Linked DNA regions of Homo sapiens: region 1 is linked to region 2. The links are chromatin loops, found by intact Hi-C in ENCODE. Cell type or tissue: B cell. All regions are shown on one strand.

Region 1 (8,000 bases), 570 kb after region 2:
GGCACCTCCAGTCAGATCTGGCCTGGATCATGGGCTGGGCTTCCTCACAGCCCTTTCTGTTTGAAGGCAGACAGCCCTTGCTTGATGTTCTCTCCTGTTTGGATTTGGCATCACCTACGTGATGTTCGAATACCTTCTGCTGTGGCCCCCTTTTCCCTTCTTTGCTCTGGCCTTGGCACTAAGGTTTTTCTGACTGCTGAAGGTCAGGTAGAAGATGGGGAGGCGGACCACGGAAGAGCAGGTCCTGGGGGCTGGTGGGATGGGAGGCAGGCATGCCCCATCAGCCTCTTCTGCTCCTTTGCTCACTGATTTTACTCAGGGGAGCAGCAGACTTGTGTGAGCACTAAAAAGAACATAATAAAAATGCAGAAAATGAGGTTAAATCCAGGATGGTACTTCAGTTACCAAAGGACAAGCTAAGTAAATGCCGATGGCCAGTGCCAGCACACAGAAGGTCATAGGGTGATGTGAGTCCTCAGAGCTCCCACCCACCGGAGGCAGCCCTTGGGCGGAGGGGCAGTGGGGCAGGCCCGGAACAGCTCTGATGGTCCCTTCCTCTCTGGCTTCAGAAATGCCAAGCTGCTTCCACAAAACCATCTCAGGGGAAAATCATTATCTACGGACATTATGCAATTTTCCCATCGAAATTACAAGCTGTGTTTGAAAAGAAATAAAAAGAAATTGAATTTGAAATGCTTCTGTGCAAACGCATCATCTTCTAGTGGATCTGCTAATGGGCTTCAGATACTTTCTCTTGCTCTAAAATAGTTGATCAGACAGCAGCTTGTGATGGTGGCTGCTTCCCGGGGAACGGGGCATAGAATGAGCACTTATGAACGGCCAGCCAGCCCACCTGAGCCAGGTTCAGAACCTGTGAGCTCTGACCACGGTTCCCAAAGTGGTCACTGTATGCTGTCCCTTCCCCTCCTCTACCTGGCAGTGCTGGCACGGCTCTATGCTGGGACTCTCACTGCTCCTCCAGCGCCTCCAGCTGACACCCAGGTCGATGAGTGTCACTTCACACTGCGCTGGCTCCATCCTAGGTCCAGGGAGTGCCCACGGACTGGGCCTCGGAGGACACCAGCCCCTTCCTCATCACAGCCTCTCATTCACCCAACAAGTATTAGTTAAGCGTGTTCCCAACACAGATCTAAACACTGATAGTACAGCAGTGAGCAAAACAGACAAACACCCTCGCCCTCTTGGAGCTTCCATTCTAGCAGGGGGAGATAGACAATAAAAAGTAAATAAGGCAGGACATGGTGGCTCACGCCTGTAATCCCAACACTTTGGGAGGCTGAGGCAAGCAGATGGCTTGAGCCCAGGAGTGTGAGGCCAGCCTGAGCAACAAAGCAAGACCCCATCTCTACAACTAATTTTAAAACTAACTGGGCATGGTGGTAGGCACCTGTAGTCCCAGCTATTTGGTATGCTGAGGGTAGAAGGATGGCTTGAGCCCAGGAGGTCATTCTACAGTGAGCCATGATTATGCCCCTGTACTCCAGCCTAGGCAACAGAGAAAGACCCTGCCTCAAAAAAAAAAAAAAAAAAAAAAAAAAAAAGTAAGCAAAATGCACAGTCAACTGGACAATGGCAAATGTTATGAAGAAAAGATAGTGGGATAAAGGAATAGGGATGCTGAGTCAAAAAGGGGGCAGGGACCTGCCATGGACATCAAAGTCCTCACTGAGAAGTTGACATTTGAGCAAAGACCTGGAGGAAACAAAGGAGAGAGTGCTCTGGTATCTGGGAGAACAGCATTCCAGGCACAGGGAACAGCAAGTGCAAGGTGTGCCTGGCATGTTTAAAGATACATAAGAAGTCCAGGATGCCGAAACCCAGGTTGTGGAAGAGTAGTAAGAGATGAGGCTCAGGAGGACAGGCAGACCATGGAGGGTGTGGGGGACCAGAGCAAGGTCCTGTCTGCTGTGAGATGCAAAGCCACTGGAGGATTTTGGCCAGAGGAATGGCATGATATGACTGCTGCACGAACAAGAGTCTGGAGGAAGGGAGGGGAGGTAGAGAGACCTGCTAGGAAGCAACTGCACTCATCTAGCTGAGCGATGATGGTGGCTTGGATCAGGATGGAGGCAGGCAGGAGACGGAAAGTGGTTGGATCATGAAGATATTTTGGAAGTGGAGTTGACAGGGTGTGCCGATGGATCAGTTGCAGGGTGGGAGAGAAAGAGGCATCCAGGGTGGATGGAACTGAAAGTACGGCATTGCCATGTAATGGGATGGGAAGAATGAAGGAGGCTGGGCTTAGGGAGGGGAAGATCAGGAGTTTGGTTTCAGGCACGTTGTTGAGTTTGAGATGCCACTTAGATACCCAGATGAAAATGTTGAGTGGCTGATATGCAAGTCTAGAGTCAGAGGCTAGTTTGCAATAGAAGATTACAGCTTAGGAATCATCAGCATATACACAGTTGGCTTTTTAAGGCAGGGGACTAAATGAAATCACCAAGGGAGTGTGGATAAAAGAGAAGACCAAAGGCTTGAGCCCTGGGGCACTTCAAGCTTTAGAGGAAAGTGAATAGGAGTCAGCGAGGGAGACTGAGAAGGAAGAGTTGATGAAGTGGAAAGAAAATCAGAGGCAGCAAGTCCCAGAGCCAAGGAGAAAGCTTTTCAAGGCAGAGGGAGTGAGTGACCAGCTGTGTCAAATACTGCTGAGGGGTCACAAGAGCTGAGAGCTGGGCACTGACTTTGGCTTTGGCACGGAGAGGTCACTGGTGACCTTGACGGGAGCAGTGAGTCTGCTGTCAGAGGAGAGGTGAGTCTCAGTTGCCTCACCTGAGAAATGGGGACACCCTCCTGCCTTCCTCAGAGAGCAGCAGTGCAGACCATGGGCAAACTGCAAAGTGCCACCAAATATGAGCTGTTTTATTTATGACCTGAGAAGCCCAGAGGCTGTTGAAATGAGGGGAGGCTACTGTTGGGCACAATTGGTTTTAAAGATGCTTACAGCCCCGTTATCACCTCATAAAATGGCTCATTTCTTGCTACTCATCACCAGAACACTCACCCAGGCATGAAAAAGTTACCTTCAGAGGTAGAAGCTGTCAGGATGGATATTTTTTGTGCATGGCAACTGGGAAAGAGAAAAAGCAAATAATGGGGCCAAATAGTGCTCACCGGGGTCTCCACGCAAGATTCCAGACACTGCTCTCCCAGAGGGAACCCCAGTGATCCTGTGCCTCAAAGCAAGGGCTCCTTGGAGAAAGCCACCAACCAGGGTCAGCTGTGCTCTCACTGCAAAATGAGCAACATGGGGGAGGGAGGAGAGAAGGATGGAGAAGAAGGACAGTCAGGGAAAGTGGAAAGAATGTGAGTTTGGAGTCAGATACACATGCGTTGGAATCGTGGTTCCTGTGTGGTCAGCAAATGACCTGACTCCTCTGAGCCACAGCTTCCTCATCTGCAGTGGACAGCGTGATAGCTATTTCCAAAGCTTTCTGTAAGAAACAAGCTGTTGAATGGGGGAATGCACACTGTGTGTGTGGCTGCGTATCACTGCATTTGCAATTAGTGGCACTGGGTTTTCCCCTGTTTAGTAGCAGACAGTTTTTCTTCAGCCCAAGGAGCCTGTGCCTTCCCGGCTTCATCAAACCGGTCGTCAGAACAGCAGTAACTTTCAGTGTTGTGAACATGGTCTGATATTCTTCCACGTGTGGCTGTGATATGCAGAACTGAAAGTAGGCTAGGACATGCCCTTAAGAGCAGCAGAAGTAGGAGGGGTGGGCCTGGTTCTCCTGGGCCACAGTGTGCACTTTCAGGCCCCATCTGCCTGGGTTCATGGTGGCAACGGGTGTGGCCTCTAGAATCAGACTGAGGTCTAAACTCTAGCTCAGCCAGTTAACTAACTGTGAAACTAATTTGGCCAAATAAATGTGTTTCTGAGGATTAAAACGTATATATCCACCTTGCAAATGTGTTGTAAGGATTAAATCAGATGCTGTCTATTAGGCAATTTGCAAGGTTAGCAAGATGCTTAGCACATAAAAAATAAATAATTATTGTTTTATTATTGTTGCTGTTTCCACCTGTTTCTATTCCTTTCCCTCTCTGATCATGGATTGCATCCCATTTCTCTTCCTGTGGGGAGGAGAGATGGTAGGGGCATCAGGCAAGTTGGCCAGGCTGACTCCACACTGAGGTCTGAGCCTCAGTGCTACCAGCAGCAAAGGAATGTTTAGGATGAGGAAATGGCTTGTGGTTCAGGACTGGAAGACAAAGTCAAAAAGTTAGGAAGAAAGGGGCAGGGGGATGTGACAGACTCTGGCCTTCTGCTGTGGGCACAGCTGGGATGTGTGGAGCTCTTCCTCATTGGGTGGCTGGCTCTGGAGTGCAGAGGAGGGTCAGCGTGGGGTAAGATTGGTTCAGACACCAGCCCCGACCCTAGACTCACAGTCTTACTTTCTGTTCTGCTCAGACCACCCTGTTTATCTCCTGGTATTGATGTAATTGCTGCCTCCAGAACAGATCTGTCCCAGATCTGTTTTCATTCCACATGAACCCGCTTCCCTCCAGACCTGACCTCAGCCCATGGCCTGTTAGGGGATATGCTCTTCCCATTTGGTACCAGTAACTGTGAGGTACAAGTACAGCTGTTGTATCCCCACAATATGCTTACAAAAGCAAAATGGAAGATGAATATGAGTGACCTGTAGTATCTTTGGGTTTTTTCCTATTTTAATTGGTATGTCTTTAGAAAAGTGTTGGCATCATCCAAATGAACCATGAACGATGGATGCCCTGAGACACTTTGTTTGAAAAGGGTCCTGTGGGAGCTGAGAAGGGGCTCTAAGTATTCTTGAAAGTTCCTGTCTGTGCCTTAGAGACTTGTTAAAATAAGCTTTTCATTTAAGTCTGAAGTGTGGGTTGCTTACTCTGAATTTAAGTCCTTCATTCTTCAGAATGTGAAATGCCCAGGGCCCTAGTGCCCCCATCCAAGCTACATAAGCCTTCCATCATATGCTCCCTGGGACTCAGAGCTTGGCTTTCAATGGAGGCAAGTTCTCCTGAGGCTTTGTGGGTTTGTACCTGCAACTGTGTGCTCCAGTCTCTGTACTCAGGCAGCGCAAGTCAATTCTGATATGAACTTACCCTGAATGTAAGTAAAAATAAGAATGATCAGTAATTTTTGTGGAGCACCTGCTATGTGCCAGGCACTTCATTGCCACATTACATGAGTTGTCATTTAGTCCCCCTAACAAGCACATGCAGAAGATCCTCTTTTTACCCTATTTCACAGATGAGAAAACTAAGAGAGGTCACAAGACTTGCCAAAAAACAGAGTTTGGCAGGGCACGGTGGCTCACACCTGTAATCCCAGCACTTTGGGAGGCCGAGGCGGGCAGATCACTTGAGCTCAGGAGTTTAAGACCAACATGGGCAATGTGGCGAAACCCCATCTCTACAAAAATACAAAAATTAGCCATGAGTAGTGGTGCACACCTGTAGTCCTAGCTACTCAGGAGGCTGAGGTGGGAGGATTGCTTGAGCCCGGGAGGCTGAGCCTGCAGTGAGCTGAGATCGTGCCACTGCACTACAACCTGGGTGACAAAGTGAGACCCTGTCTCAAAAACAAAACAAAAACACAGAGCTAGTAAATGGTACCATTAGCATATGACCTCAGGTATGATTCCAGAGCTTATGCTTCTCAACTATGCTACTTTCCTGCCTGCTGGATTCATAAACATTAAAAAGATGGATAGTATCCCGTGTGCCCTAAATTGAGAACATGGGCACATACACATCCTTGCTGGGAGTAGAAATTAGTACAGACATTTGGAGGGCAATTTGGTAGGGCAGACCACAGTTTTAAATTTGCTTCACATTTTGATCACTCCTATGACTCAATGATACAGGAATCCTTGGATGTATGAGCAAATAAATACGTACATGAGTCTTCATCACAGCATCATTTATGAAAACAACTAAATATTTACTAATGGTGCCAGTGGAATCAATTAGAGAACATCCCCTGCTACATAACTCTCTGCATACATCAAAGAGAATGGTGTGGCTTTGCTTTTTCAACAATCTACTGAGCGGCCGTAGGCATGGTGATATGGCCATGAATGAGCAAGATTCTCTCTGATCCTTATAGAAGTTAAGTTCTACCAGATAACTTGCTGCTTCAACAAAAATATTTAGCTTTTTAAATAAATGTGGTAGAATGCTCCTGCTTTCTTGTTTCATTTAACTCAAATGATCACCAAAAAAGAGAACAATAAGCTGTTGACCCTGCAGATGTTGTGTAACCACTAGATGAAAAGATTTACAGCAGGAAGCTGTCATGCCCACACATATGGTCCCACCATCCTTGGAGCCTCCATAGGTCTAAATGGAGTTTCATCACCATAAATAAATGGTAATGTAGGTTCCAAACTATACTTGTGGAGTTATACATTTGATCTTGGCCAAAAGGCCAAGAAGCAATATTGTGTGTGTGTGTGTGTGTGTGTGTGTGTGTGTGTGTGTGTGTGTGTAGTTATATATTACAAAAGCAAAATCACTATATCAGCTGGGACCTGTAAACCAGAATTTAACTGTAAAGCAAGGTGAATCTGCATGGCCAGCTAACTTGGCAGCCACCTTCACTCCACCCACATTGATTTTATTTTCTAGTGAAATATTTCTTCAAGAGCAAACAGACTGTCATCAGACAGTATCTCATTACCAGGATCTGATATCTTGGATTTCCTTTTTCTAAGTCTTGACCTGGCTTGCCATAATTTGAAGATATCCAACACTTTAAAAATCAAAAAAGAGAGCTAAGATATATAGTATATAGTGTACATAGTATGTAGTACGTACTGATGGAAAGTTTCCCGTGATATGATATTAAGGAAATATTTTAAAGTCATGGTACAGAACAAGATATTCAGTATGACACAGATTTGGTGGGAAAGCTAAATATAATGCCTGCACACACACACACACATCCTTACATGTGCATCGTAGAAGATCTGGAAAGATACACACCATGCTGTAATATTCTGGAAACGGAGAAGGAGACAGAAGGCAGGGTTGCTGTTGAAGTAGACTGTGTTCAACATTTACATTGTGAGTTTCTGTGATGCTAAAATTTTCCACAATGTGTGTATTATTCTGGAATTAAAAATCAAAGAAAAAAAAGTGGAGCAGAACTAGATGATGAGGACCCCATAAGCAAAACTCAGGAAGTAAGAAATTGTCATGGAAGTTGTGAGGAGCCTTTGAAGGGTTTTGGCAGGAGACAGATACCGTCAGATTTGCAGCAAGTGGAGGATGAATTGGGGGAAGCAAGAAGATACTGGAGATGGGGTGGCCAGAGGGGAGACTGTGGAAGGAGGTGAACACAGGAATCCTCAGCCTGACTGGTGTCGGGGGTGAAGGGAGCTGCTGGTGTTTGGCACCCGGCTCAGGCACGCCTGAGCTGTGCCTTCAACCCAGGCTGGGCTGCTGGAGGAGGAGCAGGACTCTGAGGTCAGAGGAAGGGCTCAGCCATGAGGCATATGAGATGACTGGAGGAAAACCAGGTCTGGGGAGACATGGAGCTGGCACTCAGGAGACAGATAGGTTGTGTTCCATATATGACTTCAAGATAAACAACTTCTCGGTCATTCAACAGATATTTCTTAGGAGGGAAGAAGGGATACACTGTAAACAAATAAATATATTTCTCAGAGCATGAGAAATGTAACTGCTCTGTTGGGAAATGCTTTGCCTGCAGACATGTGAATGTTGGGGTGTCTGTGCATCCCAAGATTTTTTTCATCTGATGGAAAGAGGGTACCCCGGGGAGCCTGAGCCTAGGAGGAGGCTGCAAGCTTCCTGGGTGGCTCACCGCCGCTGCCCTGTCCTTGTGGGCCCTTCCCCTCACCCAGGACTGTCTGTAGGAGCCCAGACCACGCTGGGTCTGGCTAAGCCAACTTCCTCTGCACCACCACCACCCAGCAGCCCCTTCCTGCATGGTAAATGGGAAGCCATGGACCAGAAAGCTTTTTATAACCTCT
Region 2 (8,000 bases):
ACACCCTGTCTCTACTAAAAATACAAAAATTAGCCAGGCATGGTGGCAGGTGCCTCTAATTCTAGCTACTCGGGAGGCTGAGGCAGGAGAATCACTTGAACCCAGGAAGGCAGAGGTTACAGTGAGCCGAGATTGCATCACTGCACTCCAGCCTGAGGGACAGAACAAGACTCCGTCTCAAAAAAAAAAAAAAAGGCTGAAGGCTGGGCACGGTGGCTCACACCTGTAATCCCAGCACTTTGGGAGGCCAAGGCGGGCAGATCAGAGGGTCAAGAGATTGAGACCACCCTGGCCAACATGGTGAAACCCCATCTTCACTAAAAGTACAAAAAAAAATTAGCTGGGTGTGGTGGTGCGCACCTGTAGTCCCAGCTACTCGGGAGGCTGAGGCAGGAGAATGGCGTGAACCGGAGAGGCAGAGCTTGCAGGGAGCCGAGATTGCACCACTGCACTCCAGCTTGGGCGACAGTACGAGACTCCTTCTCAAAAAAAAGACTCTGTACTACTTATTGTGAGGGATACAAAGATGTATAATGACAAGACATAATGACTTGGTCTGGTTTTGGAAGAGGCAAATGAAGCATAAGTAGAAAGATAATGGGGCTTGCCATCAAATCTATCTAGATTTTAATCCTACTTCTGCCACCTAACAGCTATGTGTCTTTAGACAAGTTACTTGCCTCACTGAGCCTCAAGTTTGTCTTCTACAGAATTTAGATGAATAGATGAATACTTGCATAGGGCTGCTGTGAGGATAAAGTGAAGACTTCATCAGAACTATACTGAATAAGACATTTCCACAAAAAAAGTGTTAGAAAATGACACATGCCAGAAGAAAACTGTTTCCTCAGAGCAGTATTTGCATAAAAATGCTTGAACTTGTTTTTTGTTTCTAAAAATGTTATGAAATTCTGAGAGTCATAATAGCCACGTTATGGCCAATATGCCAACCACGTTAAGGGTAGCATATTCGTTTTGGTCTTTATTCCTATATATTTTCTCAATGATATATAGTATCTCCCTTTAGGCTAGAAACTATAATGGTACATTTTTGGCTTGGTGTAATTTACCTTCATTTAAAAGATATTGTTTCTATAGCATGGATCAAAAAGATGTAGAGTTGTTTCATGTTTGAATAAAATTATAATGCAGTTGATACCAATATATGGCGCCCAATTTTCAGGGATCTTGCTGAATAAAGATGGGAAAGGCAGATGAATGAATGATTGATGTCATTACATTTTTCTAGTTTAAACTCTGGTGCAAAATCTTTCACTGCCTTTTATTACTCACTTTTTGTAGATTTATTAATTCTCTGAATTCATTTAAGAATGATAGTATATTATGGAAGATTCGAGTCATACAACATGCCTTACCCATGAAATTGTACCATCTTGGAGAGTGATCCATTGTTTTTTAAAGTCTTCCTCCAGAAAGCACTCTGTCCATTTGTGGGGGTCTGCCGGAGGCACACATTTCATACACATTGACTTGAATCAAATGAGATCCCTTTGTGCTCTCAAGTGTACGGCTATTTTTGAGAATCATTTATTAAGTGATTACTTAATAATTACATCATATTTTCCTCAGAACTAAGCATTACTTTGCTTTTGTACTTATATCAATTTTTAAAATTAAGACATATGCACAAACAACAAAAAGTTTATGAAGTATTTTCTGGAAATAGTGTCTATTTCCTATAGTGATATTACCCTATCAGTATACTGATAAACCTTAGCAGTGGTTAACTTAGCTACACATGTTCTAACATGCTCCTGAATCCCCCATGCTGGGTTACATCCTCTTTCTAGGTATTCCCTCATCCTGTATTACACTGGCATTGTTTATGTCTGTCTCTCCATTAAACCCTATGTTCTGTGGAATACTGTCATATCCAAGTTTATATGCCTAGTGTAGTGACAAGCACTTTAAATAAAGGCATTTACCTGATTTAAACAACTTAATGACTAAATTAATAAATATGAATACTGTAATCTTTGTTTTGTTGCTTGTGTTCTTTTACAGATTAGAATTTGGTCCATAGTTCTTACGTTTGTTTTGGGAGAATATTTTGACCCACTTCTAAGAAGTGTTTCACCTGATCCTGGCTATTTATGACTATGGCTATTGGACTGGATGGGTTCCAGGCATACACTGTCTTGCCTAAAGTAGCGGAATGCGACATCCCTGAGGGTAAGCAAGTGTGTTAGCTTTGTGTTCTGTGCCCTCCTCCAGAAATGACAGTACTTGCTGCAAGACTGTGAGCTCATCGAGGCAGAAGCCATGGCATTCAAATTAGTTTCCTGAGCCAGAACTTAACATCTGCCACAAAGTAGGCAGTTCAGTGAGCTTTTGTAGTTTCCAACTGGATGCAGCACTATGACTGCTTTTAGCTACTAACAGGGCCAGGCACTGAAACAAGCTCTAAATCCCCACAGAAAAATCACTCTGAGCCATCCATCCCTAAATACCAACCTGTGCATGCTATTCACCGTGCCAAGAGCGTTCACTCATTTTTGCTTCTCACAAATCTTTTTTTTTCTTCCTATGGCTTGCATGTTTTGAATGACAGCTAAATCCTAATGCGGACTGTTTATACAATGGAGTCCCACGGAGCCCAAAGATTGTGGTAATATTATTACAGAATTCTCATGATCCTTTTATTATTTTTTAAAAATGAGCCGTATGAATGTGGTAATACTATTAAGTGTCCGGCTCGATGAATTCCTCCATGTGTACACAGCCCGGAACGACCACCAGGATCAAGACGCAATGTTTCCAGCTTTCCATAGGTTCCCTCGTGCCCCACCCCTCAGAAGTAAACGTTATTCTAACTCCTATCACTACCGGTAAGTTTTGTAGGGAATTATTTTGGAGGAAGTGGAAGGTGGAATGAATGGGCCCACAGTCCCCTGGGACTGGGCGAGACCCGTGGAGGCTCCAGGGGTCCGTAGAGCTCTTCGCTCTCACCGACCCGGGCCACACCCGCCAAGCTGGTAGTTCTCCGAACGGATCCCTCACGCCCAGCAATGGCCGGAGGGCCCCCGGGCCCCACCATAATAGCGCTAAGCACGCCACAATGGCAGCCCCGCTGTCTCCCGCGCGGGCCTCGCTGCGTGCTCCCAACCTTGGGAGTTGGCGCCCCTCCCGCGCGACGGACAGCCGGGCGTGGCCCTGGGCGCGACCCGACAGGACGCCAGCAGCCGGCGGGGGCGCTCCAGGACTCGAGATGTGGGGCGCGGGCCCATTGGCTGAGCATTCCCCCGCGAGCCTCCCGGCCGCAGGGCCCACCTCCCGGCCCTCTCTCCGCGCCCCCATTGGCCGTTCGCGTTCCGCGGGCGTCCGCTCCCGCCCCACTCCCGCCCGGAGGGAAACCGGGTTGGGGGTGAGAGGCTAAAGCAGGGAGGAGGATGACTGGTCCTGCGGATAAGGGTGTGCGCGAGAGCCAATCAAAAGCGGATGTCGAAAAGAGGCGCCGCTCCAGCCAGTCACGTCGCGAGGTGCGGTCGGGGCCGGCTGACGCGACTGCGGGCCTCAGCCAATGGGCGTGCCACTGCCCGTCCGCTCTTCAGCAGCCGGTCGCGGGCGGTGGAAAAGCGAGTGAAGAGAGCGCGACGGCGGCGGCGGCGGCGGCGCAGCTATTGCTGGACGGCCAGTGGGAGAGCGAGGCCTGAGCCTCTGCGTCTAGGTGAGAAGGGGGTGCGCCAGCGGGAGCGGCCGGGCTGCGGGCTCCTCCTCGCCTGGCTCGGGAAGTGGTTGCGGGAGCTCGGGCTGCAGGCCTGGCCGAGGCGGGGGCGCCGACCAGCCGTCCCGCCCCCGCCCCCGCCCGGGTACGCCCAGAAGTGAGGGCGCCCGCCTCACCCCGGGTGGTCTCTGCCCCTCTTTGCCCCGCCGCCGCCCTTCACAGGGCCGGGACCGCGTGGGGGACGTACGGTGGGGCCTGGTTTGCAGCCGCGGAGCCCGGGGAGCCGCCTGGGGTGGGAGGCCGCTAGAGGTGGCGAAGGTGGGGCGGGGTGGTTAGCCGAGCAGCGGGCTCCGCGTGCTCGCGGGAGGGTAGCGGCAAAGGGAGGCCTAGTGATTGCAGGATTCCGGGTCTGGGGAGGAAGAAAGTGGTGGGAAATAGGTGATGCTCAGAAAAGGGTGCTGAGGGAGAAGGCGCGGGGCCGGGGAGTGTGGTTGGCCTATTAGAAGTAAGGATTGATAGGGCCTGGGTGGAGATCAGCTGGGAGTGAAGGGGGGACGGGCTTGGGTTTTGAAGGTGAAGGTCTCTGGAGAACTGGGGACACGTGGATCTGGAGTAAGAGGCACCTACTGAAACCGGAAGGTGGCTGAGAAGGTTTTATGTGAGGTGTGGACGGGAGGCTATTGGACTAGAAGGCATTAGTTGGTCTGTTAGGACAAAGTATACAAGCAGCAAACGCGGTAGATTTATGTGTGGTAGGTGAAGGCTGTGAATCTTTTATGAGTAGTTGAGCAAGAACAGTTGTCTGATTCTGCGGTGTCGGAGAGTGGAGGGTCTCAGGTAGTGTCTTGGTCAGGTTTGAAGGTTAATTTACTGCTAGTGGAGGGCCAAATACTCAAAAGAGTTTTTAATTCTCACTACTGGGGCTGATCCTCCTCCTACACTCCACCCCTCCTGCCATCCCTGTGACAGTTCATCTCGTTTTGCCTCAGCAGCACAAGAACTCACTCCCTCCGAAGTAATGGCATACATATTGTTTGCTTTTGACTAGATGGCAGTCAGGAATCCCTTAATTCTTTATGTTAAAAAAAAAAGTGTTGGTTTAAAGACAACATCAGAAGATACTCTCAGAAAATCTGCCCTCCAGGGGAGTTTCTCAGCTGTCATGTTGGGCATGTGTAATATAGCATAAAAATGATGCAAGATCTCTTACAGTAATACAAGTGAGAATTAACGTATAAGTACAATCCTGATGTATTTTTTTCAAATTAATTTAAAAAGTAAACAGAGACAGGGTTTGCTGTCGCCCAGGCTGGAGTGCAGTGGCGAGATCATAGCTCGTTCCAGCCTCAAACTCCTCGGCCCAAGAGATCTTTCCACCGTGGCCTCTCAAAGGCTTGGGATTACAGGGGTGAGCCACCCCACCCAGGCCCTGTTATTCCATACATTTTCCATAAAATTATTTTATAATTTTTGTTTTGTTTTGTTTTTATTTTATAAATTTGTGTGTGTGTGTCTCGCTTTGTTGCCCAGGCTGGAGTGCAGTGACGCGATCTTGGCTCGCTGCAACCTCCACCTCCCAGGTTCAAGTGATCAGCTCTTGCCTCAGCCTCTCGAGTAGTTGGGACTACAGAGACATGCCCCACCGCACCGGCTAATTTTTGTATTTTTAGTAGAGGCGGGGTTTCACCATATTGGCCAGGCTGGTCTCGAACCCCTGACTTCAAGAGATCCATCCGCCTCGGCCTCCCAAAGTGCTGGGATTACAGGCGTTAGCTGCCGCGCCGGCCAAAATTATTCCATAAATTTATCCATAAAAATTCCACATAAATTTTCTGGAGTTTGATTATGTATTAGGCTTGTTGGGAAATTTATTACCCTTGTGAAGAATTTTGTAGCTAAGTAGCTTGAGGGTTTTTTTTTTTTTTTCACTCAGGAAAGACATGGTATGTATGCATCACTGCTATTCTATTTGAAGCTTTTGGAATTTTTATTTATGGGGTGTGGATAGAGGCTGGAGGCAGAGACTGAGGTCAGAGAAGAGGTAGTAGAAAAGAAGGTGGCCCACTACCATATTTCCAGTGTATTTAAATGGGAGATAGAGTTTCTGTTTGAGGATAGGACAAAAGGTTTGTGAAGAGTTATAGAGTCAAGGACAGAAGCCAAAGAGAGCATTTGCTGTGTAACATGTTTGCTTGTTAACCAGATCAGCAAAGCATTTTAACTAATGGACCATTATTTATGATCTAGAAACAATTTTGTGAAAGCGATTTCTTAGTGATGCTGTTTACTGTGATCACATTTGCCCTTAGTATAACAATACCTAAGTGCTGAGGCGACTTGCAGTAGAGAAGTAATCTGAGTGGCGTGGAGTGAATCAGGGAAGGTTTCCTGAAAGAGGTGAGTTTTGAGCCATCATGTGAACTAGAAGTTGGGATGTGGGTTATTACAAGACATGAGGATGACATTCCAGTAGTTTGTACTTGGTATAAGCAACTGTGGACAAGAGTGACAAATTAAAAATGGTTTTTAAGGATGATTGAAGATTCGAATGAAGATTTAGGGGTTTGGAAATCAACCAAGGCTATGTTGCAGCTTAGCTGATAAATAATTTTTTATGTTGGTTAGGAGAGAAAATTAACAGTTGATAATGGATTGGAGATAGGTAGTAAAGGAAAGAGCATAAAATATTTGATAGTTATAGGAGAATGAAGTGAAAGTAAGGTTATTGAGAGGTAGGTTTAACAGTCAACCATATATCATAAGTTGGAAACATTTTTGAGTCCTGTGCTAGAGTATATTGATAATAATAGCAAAATTTATTGGGTGCTACTTTGTGGCAGACACTGTTTTGAACCTTCCAAATATTATCTCATCTTCTGATTATCTGTATTTTATAGATGAGGGAGATAAGACTCAGAGAGATATAACTTGCCCAAGGTCACACAGCTAGGAGGGGACAGGTCAGGATTGGCAGAATCAGTCAGTAAATGTTAATTGAGCATCTGCTTGATGCCAGGCACTGTAGTAAGTGCTGGGTGTTCAATATTGACAAGAAAATTCAAGTCAGACCTCATCTATTTTCTAGAGATTGTCAGTTTATGTAAGAAGAGCCAGTGAAGAAAGAAAAAGATTAGTTGGAGAGATTTCTGTAGATACTGAGGAATACACTGTTTAGAGAAACCTGGGATAGAGTTTTAAAGAGGTGGTGGTTAGCAACAAAGTATATAGCTGAGAGACTCAGAACGATTGAGAAGAAACCATTGAGTTAAGTAAGTAAAAAAGTAATGTGAATTTAGTCACAAGAAAGCTGGAATGAAGATATTAATGTTTGGGCTGGTAGTTAATTGTGTTTAGTGGCAGGTACTCTATACAAATTTAAATATTTTCACAGTTATGGTCAGATTCATAGGAAAGATGATGGTATGACCCCTTGTAATGTTTTAATCTTTGGCTGGAAGATCATGGATGCTTTAAAATGCTTGCACTTTTTAGTTTTTTCAAATTTAAAAAAATGAGCAGGCAGACCGCCTGAGCTCAAGAGTTCAAGAGCAGCCTGGGCAACATGGCAAAACCCCTTTTCTATCCAAAAAAAAAAAAAAAATTAGTTGGGCAAGGTGGTGTGCACACCTGTAATCCCAGCTACTTGGGGGGCTGAGATGGGAGCCTGGGAGGTTGAGGCTGCAGTGAACCTTGATCATGCCGCTGTACTCCAGCCTAAGTGACAAAGTGAGACCCTGTCTCAAAAAAAAAAAAAAAAGTGAGCATTATTTTTATAATTAGTGGGGACAAGCATTCAACTGAAATGAGCTAATACTCAGGAAAATGTGGGTAGGCTAGTCTGAACTTGGGGTAGGAGAGAAGATAGTCTTATTTCAGTCCCTACTTGGTAAGAGCCACCTTGGTAGGTGTGTTCCTATCTTGGAAATGACTGGATTGTCACTGATGGAAACTGAAACTGTATGTACTGAAAGGTGGTATTTGCTTAACCTGAAGGATCAAGTTACTAACCCACCCTGAATGGTGGAGATACAGTCTTTGTTTTCCTGAACACTTGTTTTCTTAGAGTTTAATACATGAATTTAAGGTTTAAAAAAACCCAACAAACCACTGATAGAATTGTGTCATTTTAACTGCTTCTTTTGGCTTTATATCCTTCTTCCTACACATTGGTTCTATAGTTCCTCTCATTAATGGGTTTGCAACAGGCTTAGAGTTTCAGTTCAGTAAGACAAAATGGAAGTGCTGGATTTAGATATAGCTGATCAACTTAAACACTTATAAATTCACCATTGTTTTCGGTTCCCAATTTGAAGAG

Evidence for each region. Peaks named below come from ENCODE experiments on the same cell type or tissue, not always from the same donor. Only the 100,000 strongest peaks of a DNase experiment are listed, where the experiment ranks them.
Region 1: it touches region 2 in a loop (26-fold over the local background); 7 of 110 quality-filtered maps call a loop at or near these places.

What each region holds. Positions count from the first base shown.
Region 1 is chr11:14,234,146-14,242,145 of GRCh38, forward strand. The region is part of intron 6 of SPON1 (spondin 1); the gene reads left to right. Among named protein-coding and RNA genes, the nearest start is that of RRAS2, 120 kb to the right of the region's middle. RefSeq lists an enhancer at 3,426-3,475. In B cell, no CTCF peak of the experiment used is centred here; a DNase peak (open chromatin) is centred at 3,636; H3K4me3 peaks cover 658 bases; H3K27ac peaks cover 1,547 bases.
Region 2 is chr11:13,665,119-13,673,118 of GRCh38, forward strand. It overlaps FAR1 (fatty acyl-CoA reductase 1), which reads left to right and starts at 3,550. Exons shown (of 12, transcript NM_032228.6): 1 at 3,550-3,688. RefSeq lists silencers at 3,100-3,589, 3,700-3,979 and an enhancer at 4,060-4,109. In B cell, a CTCF peak has its summit at 3,185; DNase peaks (open chromatin) are centred at 2,323 and 3,393; H3K4me3 peaks cover 2,532 bases; H3K27ac peaks cover 1,803 bases.